Linked DNA regions of Homo sapiens: regions 1 and 3 are each linked to region 2. A link is a loop called in an ENCODE intact Hi-C map of the cell type or tissue named here. Cell type or tissue: Calu3. All regions are shown on one strand.

Evidence for each region. Hi-C counts contacts between places; a loop is a spot of excess contacts. Peaks named below come from ENCODE experiments on the same cell type or tissue, not always from the same donor. Only the 100,000 strongest peaks of a DNase experiment are listed, where the experiment ranks them.
Region 1: a loop joins it to region 2, with 8 times the contacts of the local background. A loop is called at or near these places in 4 of 110 quality-filtered maps.
Region 3: it touches region 2 in a loop (6-fold over the local background); 13 of 110 quality-filtered maps call a loop at or near these places.

The regions. Positions count from the first base shown.
Region 1 is chr7:21,766,241-21,768,740 of GRCh38, forward strand. All of the region lies in intron 55 of DNAH11 (dynein axonemal heavy chain 11), which reads left to right. Among named protein-coding and RNA genes, the nearest start is that of CDCA7L, 180 kb to the right of the region's middle. In Calu3, a CTCF peak has its summit at 1,225 (motif pointing left); a DNase peak (open chromatin) is centred at 1,251.
Region 2 is chr7:21,564,921-21,567,420 of GRCh38, forward strand. All of the region lies in intron 6 of DNAH11 (dynein axonemal heavy chain 11), which reads left to right. All of the region lies in intron 3 of LOC105375183 (a long non-coding RNA gene), which reads right to left. Among named protein-coding and RNA genes, the nearest start is that of DNAH11, 23 kb to the left of the region's middle. In Calu3, no CTCF peak of the experiment used is centred here; a DNase peak (open chromatin) is centred at 1,371.
Region 3 is chr7:21,260,971-21,263,470 of GRCh38, forward strand. No RefSeq gene overlaps it. Among named protein-coding and RNA genes, the nearest start is that of SP4, 170 kb to the right of the region's middle. RefSeq lists an enhancer at 346-1,071. In Calu3, a CTCF peak has its summit at 962; a DNase peak (open chromatin) is centred at 961.

The DNA.
Region 1 (2,500 bases), 200 kb after region 2:
CATTCAGATTCAGAGGGAAAAAGGATGTAGATATGAGGTTATGATTTAGATTTCCTGGAGATGAAGTTTTATTCATGTCTAGTGCCTTTCTGATTACATAGCTTGGAAAAGTGATTGTGGACATTTCCCAGGGAGCTTTGTCTTCTCATTCCATTGAGTGATAAGGTGAAAGGTTCCTAGAATAGGTCAGACACTGAAAGTGACTCTCAGAGGCAAACACAGAACTGGAGATATGTGAGGAATGATGTCTGTTTCTAGTTGAAAGATTATCATGAACAGGTACAACCCATTGTAGCCCCACCGTTACCCAAAAGGCATAACTGCCACCTTTCCAAAGCAATCCTTTTACATTTTGTTGTATATTGTATCATTCAGCGGCCATATGGTTAAAAATCTGGTCATATTTACATATTTAATTGTTTGTATGCAGCTAGCTTTATTGTTCATAATATCATTTTCCTTTGCTTCTACAAAAAAAAAAAAAGCAGCTATAGAGGTAAGTACACATGCAAGTATTCACCAACACCTACAGAATTTTGTGGAGGGAGACCTCTTCTCCTTTAGTCTTTTCCTGAAATGTTTATTAATCTAATTATTTGGTGGTGGATTGCTAGGGAAGAGCCGTCAAGCAACATCTAACTTGGAAGATATATATATGGTAGAGGCCTTAGGATATTCATATACCTCCCCTGTCCTTCTCTCCTCTACACTTGCACTTAAAACGTTTCCACAAATAAATGAAAATAAGAAATGATCTCTTCTAAAGTCTGCCAGAAACATTTTGTACTCTAACATCTGGAAAATCATTAAATGTGACAAATAATTGTCATAAATATTAACACAAATTTCGTATGTGATTGCCAGGTCTGCTGCATTTCTGGAATTTTCTAGGGCATCATTTTATCTTGTGATAGTTACAAGAAGGGTTCAAAATGCTGCTTTATTAAAGGGAGAGAGTCAGTATGTATCTTCTGATAGCAAATTTGTGTTTCATCAGGCTGGTTTGGTAAGGAAGAGAAAGGGGCCAGAGCACTTTGTTTCTGCATGTTACTTTGTCAAATGGTAGGAAATTAGAGCTAGTAGCATGGTTTAAGTTGGCATGTGGCACAGTGCTTTTTACAGTTTCTTCCCTTTGCTACTCTGTGCAGGCTTTTTCCTGTCCAGGTGGGTGCCACTTTGAAAACAGCTAAAGGAGTTTGATATGCCGTTGACCGTTGACATCTGCTGGATGAGGCAGGACTTGCATCGTGTTAAGTCCAGAGGGCTCCTGTCAGGTGCTAAGCTGGATCTGATGGTGTCATAACGCCTCCTATAGGATGCTGAGTGCCAAATAGGAATTTTAAAAACACTTTCCCATTTCTCTTGAACTGAATTGTGCCTCAAAACAAATGAGTCAGATGATTTCATTTCAGTGCAAGCTGCTTATTTAACTTTCCCACCTTCCTAATTTGTTGCGCAGGAGCAATAATTATAATTCAGAGTACAATGTGTCCATGGTCTTCTAAAAACCTGTGGTGTCTTTTCTGTAGAGGTCAAAAACAGCTTTTAAGTTTTTTGAATGAGCACTAATTTGATCACTTTCTTAGTTTTAATTTCCTTTTTTAAGACTGAAAGTTATCAGCATAATTTAGGCACTTCTTAATTATTGACGTCATTTGCTGAGTGTAAGGTGCTTACACAAGGTGACCCCCTTTGGCCACAGAGAAAGGAGTCGTTAAAGGCAAGCAGTTTTGTGTGTGTTGGCGTGTAATTTTCCATCAGTACACACTCAGCACCCAGGGGTACGGGTTGACTGCATCTAAATTAATGTTTGTGCTATTTTTCTGTTGCCTAATATTGAACTAAATGACAGCTGACAAATAATGACCAAAACAGTTTGACACTTAAGTATTTATCTGAAGACTTTGTGTCAACGCACACTACCTCTCCAAGGAGATTTTGAAATGGAGATGGGAGGAGGTGTGTAAGGAGGGAGAGAAGGAAAAGCCATCTGGGTAAACCTGGGAACAGTGTTGGAAAGGCTGTGAGAAGCTCGTTGGAGAGAGAACTGTGTGAAGAGCTTAGTGATTAGTACACGGTTTCTACAACGAAAAATCAAGAGAAGCTGCGGTGTTGAAAAACAAGTGATGTTTTTGCTTTTCAAGGTAAAATGAATCATAGACATCTTTGAAAGCAGAGCCAGATGAAAGGAGAAGTTACTGAATGGAAATGAAACAGTGAGCTGTCTGGTGAAGGAGTGAGATGTTTGTTGGATGGTGTAGAGTAGATCTGAGCAAGGTGAAAGAGGTCATCTTTGGGGGCATGTTGACCAACCGATGAGTTAAAATCCTCTGTCCTTATGTGGTGCCACTTAAAAGTAATGACACAAACTCCGTATCATCAGCTTTTTCAGGGAAAAGCAGTTATTCCCCATGCAACCACCTCTTCAATTGTTGCAGTTTGGTAGCTTGTGAAGGACATATTTTACTACTGTTTTCCACAACTGATGGCGAGAAAGTCC
Region 2 (2,500 bases):
AGGACCACCTTCCTCTGTGTCCTCATCCTGTCTGTGTGAATGTGGATTCTTCCATGTTCACAGTACCAGAGGGTATTACATAATTTGAGAGGTAAAAGATACTTGGATGCTACATAATCCAGTGGTTCTTATTTGGAACCACTTAGTCTTAATCTTCTCAGGCTGCCATAGCAAAGTACTATGGATTGGGTAGGTTAAACATCAGAAATTTATTTTCTCACAGTTCTAGAGGCTGAAAGTCTCAGATGAGGGTGCCAGCGTGCTCAGATTCTGGTGGGGGCCCTCTTCCTGGCTTGCTGATGGCTGGCTGCCTTCTCACTGTGTCCTCACTTGGCCATCTTCCTCTTGTAAGACCACAGGTCCTGTCGGATTAAGGCCCCATCTTTACAACCTCATTTAATCACAGTTACCTCCTAAAGACCCTATATCCAGATACAGTCACATTGGGAGTTAGGCTTTCAATATTTATCAATTTGAATGGACACAATTCAGATATTTTTCAAATGAATTAACCAAGACTTGAAAAATGATGTTATTTGCTCAATTTCCCTGAGCAGTTAGGAGGAAAGCCAGACCAAAGAACAGGTCTGCAGACTTGCAGCTTAGAATTTTTGGAGTATGAGGTTGCATTGTTAATATTTTTCATCTCTCTTCCCTCTCTGATTCTGAAAAGATAGAGTGGTGTGTGGGAAAGGCTTTGGACCTAGACCAACCTGGATTGAAATCTAATTTTCTCACTTAAGGGAAGTTCAATTACTCCTCAGTTCCCACATCTATCAGTGGGGATAATGCCTAGTCCATGGCTATTGCGAGGATTCAAAGATAACCTAAGTGAAATGCCCAGCGTAGTGCTCGGTGTTTAATCGAGGCTCAGTAAATGTTAGTTGCCTTCTGTTCTTTTGCCCAAACTATTGACTTACAGGCTAGTTGCAGCTGGTGGTAGCAGATAACAACAGGTCGATTCCTTGCTATATTTTACCATCATCTCCTCTGGTTTTGTTCAATATCTGTTACTCTGTTGGGCAAACTCAGTTTTGCCCTTTTGTTAAACAGGTTCCCTGGGTCCTAATGGCGCGGGTCTCTATGTAAAACACCACAATCCCTGTTGCAGGGCCAAAAACTACGACCACCACTTCCCCCAAACCCCTTTTTAGGGACCTATTTCTCATTTTGAGAATAATTGAAACTGTTTCACTGCAAATCCTTGTTAACGTATGAATCACAGAGGAGACCATTTGTTGGCATAGGTGACTTATTTTAAGTCCTAGTTACCCGTAAGCCTGTAAACTTCTCATCCCTGGCTTCTAGTCTTTCAACAGCCAGAGTCTGCCAAGCTCCTGATAAAATAATGTGGCTTCTCTTGTTCCTTAGTTCTGGCTTCTATCCAAAGGTTTCATTGACCCGATTCCTTTGATTCTATGAACGGCAGATTTCAGACTTTGTGGTAAATATGCCCAACATGTTAGGAGTCAAAAGTTAACAATTAGCCAATGTCCATAGCTGGTTCCCTGAAGCACTAACCACCCTGCCACCAATTTTACTACTTTTATATAGTTATTTAACAAATATTATATAGTACTTATTTTGTTCAGGAGCTTTTCCAAGCCCTTTACAAAAATTCAAAAGTTACACCCTCATAGCAACACTATGACGTAGGTATTATTAGTAGCTTCATTTTATAATGAAAAAAAAAAAAACACTGAAGCCTAAGAAGATAAGTAACTCTCCAACCCAGCAAGTCAGTAATAGAGTTCTCACCCGTTATACCATGCTCCATATTTTAAAATAAGTTTTTTTAATGTCTGAATGTGACCTAATACATGGTATGCTAACGATAATTGTAAAATATTCTCATTGCATAATGTTGGAACATTGGAAATGGTTCTGGAGTTTTATCACTCTATTATTAAAGCATTTTTATTTTTCTGTCCTCCTAAACTTATATATATTTATACATTTTATCATGCATACAATTTTGTACTAACTTCTTGAAAGATTATTTTGTTATTGCTGTATATGTAAGTTGCTTCCAGCCTCCTTGATTGTAAACAGTATGCAGAAAAAAACTATACAAAGATCCCCTCTTTTGACTGGAATGATTGGCTTACTATAAATTCCTGATGTTGGTCAAAGGGTACAATCTTTTCATGGCTCTTGAGCAATATTTAATACTTTCAAATTATTTTCTAAAAGGTTATATCAATTACATTGTTATTATCAATGTGTAAAAGCTTTCACTATGACCTGTCAACTTGGAGCATTGCCATCTTTAAAAAAATTTGGGGTCATTTATTGGGTATCTAGTGGTAACATGTTTTTAAATTTGTACCTTGCATGATATATGTGTGATTACACATTTTATGTTTTCTATAATTGTATTTCCTCTTGTCACCTACATGTTCTTTGCGTTCATGAATTTATTGATAAAGTTTTTGTGAAAATTCAAGCCCTTCCTATGTTACATATTAGAGGTCATAAGCTGACATGCTGTCAGCTCATT
Region 3 (2,500 bases), 300 kb before region 2:
ATTTTTTCAGTGATCTGGGAACTGCTTTCCCCATAGATTTTCCAAGTGTTACCAATTACTGCCAGTCCTGGTAGGTCCCTGTGTAATACAAGGAACTTCCATAGTAACAGCCTGCTTGTTTCCTCCACTGGGGATGTTTGAAGCCACTAAAACACACATCAAAACTGACATTTATAACTCCTAGTTTTACAGCCTGTACTTCAGAAAGTGATATGTATCAATCTAGCTACTGACATTTAGGGCTAAAAAAAAAAAACAAACCCTGAGGTAATATGATTGGCCACATTCTGTTTTTTTTTTTTTTTTCCCGATATTGCAACCACTGGACTTAAATAGAAAATGTTCAAAAGACCCCAAATGTCACAGTCAAGAACTGCATCTAATTACTAACCAATTAGGTAACATCGTTGGTCTAACTGGCTCGGAGGGAAAGAAAAATGAAAGCCTCAGGACATAAGCCTACAAGGCATTCCAACTTGGTACTGGGGTTGCAAAGCAGAAGTACTTCCTTTTTTAATCTTTCAGCATTTATACTGTATTCCATCTTTAGAGAGAGAGTTAATTTTTCTGTGCTTAGTTTACTAGTTTGTAGAACTCAGCGACTATCTCTGAATAAGGCATAAGGAAGAAAAGTTTGCCACACAGTACCAATTGGGAAAAGCTAACTTATCATTCAGTAACAGGCACTCCCCAGATCTCAGTGACTTTACATTACAAAGGTTAACTGCTCGCTCACAGAACACATCCATCTCCATTTGACAGGGAACTCTCATTCATGTGGTTCTCACGCTGAGACCTGGCTGACAGCAATATCTGGAATATTCTGGTCACTGTGGCTAAGGGGAAGTAAACTCTGGAGGGGCTCACACCAGCAATACTTTGACCTGGAAGTGACATGTGCTATTATTACCTCCTACATCTCTCTTGTAAGAACAAGTAACATGGCCTTATCCTACCCCACCACAAGAGGGCCAGGCAGTGTGGTCCCACCAGAGCAGAAAGCAGGAAATACTCAATATACCACCCTCATGGCTGGTGGTACTGGGATAAAAATTGCATCTCAGAAAGAAAAAAACAAGTCTCTTTTCAACATATTCTGCTATTCTGATGCTTGCCTTTGACGTTGTCGTTCACGTGAAAACCAAACATTGTAAAATGTGTATGTTAAAGGGAATTTGGAAAATAGAAACACAAATTTTGAGCTATTAATGTTTTGTGAATGTCCATAGTGTAACACCCAAACATCCACACATTCATTCATTCATGAATCTATTCCCCATGCAGATGTTAACTGAGCAATAGACAGATGATGAGGACATGCACAAAGCAGTCCCTTCACTCCTAGAACTGACAGTACCTGGGGGAGATGGCCTGCCATGCACCACTACCACAGTGTGACAGAGGAAGAAGGGGCCAGAAGCACATAGGAGGGGCGCCCAATCCAGTTAGAGCGTCAACAGAGACTGCCGGGAGGATAGTACCCCTAGGCTGAGACATGAGAGAAAGGAAACACATTTTGGTACATTTCCTTTCAGTCTGTTTCCCTCTAAGCCTAGTTTGTTATTTTTACATAATTGTAAGAAAACTGTTTAGCCGAATTTGTATACTGCTGTGCAGAAAACTAGGTCTTTAGAGTTTCACTTTTTAACTCAGAGAAATCCATATGACAACAGTTTCTTACTTCCAATAAAACTTCAGCATATGAACAAAATTTGCAAATGTGGAATTTTATGATGCTGATACAGAAAACATATGTTAACTAAGAATGAGCTTGTATTTTTACTTCTCAGTATTTTATTGCCTTAGCCAGGCTGTCAACCAAATATATAAATTTCAAACATTAAGAGGTACAAATCAACCCACTAAAATATCTGTCAGAGCTTTCTGCATTAATCAACTGTGATGTATTGTAACATACAGGGAAAAAAATTGTGACAGAAATTCAAAACTAATCGAATAAGCATAATATTAAAAAGCATGAATTTGAGTTATTACTTAAGCTTAAATAAAAGAGTGGAGCGAAAACTTCCTGTAGTACCTGCACATTGCAGTTTATTATAAATTTTCTACGTGTTATAGAAAATTAAACTGTGTACTACTTATAAAAGGGTTTTAATTTAATTGGACACATTCAAGTTATATTAAAATATATTTCAAACCTATTTTGGTTGCTTTAAAGAGTAGCTTAAAATTCTACACTCAATGTTGACTAATATTTTAAAATTCTTTAAAATTTTGGCCAAAAAGGGCTAATTTCTTAATAAGTATATCTCTCTTTAGCCAAGAGCCAACATCATGTCTGATGGTGAAACACCAAAGGCGTTTCCATTAAAATTCAAAAAGATAAAGAAAAGATTGTCCCATCATAAATATTAAATAACAGTTTTCAGAATATTCTGGCTAGTTCTCAAAATAAGATTAGAAATAAGAGGAATAAACATTGGAAGGAGGGGAATTATCATTATTTTTCATGAACAAAATTATATACTTAGAAAGCCCA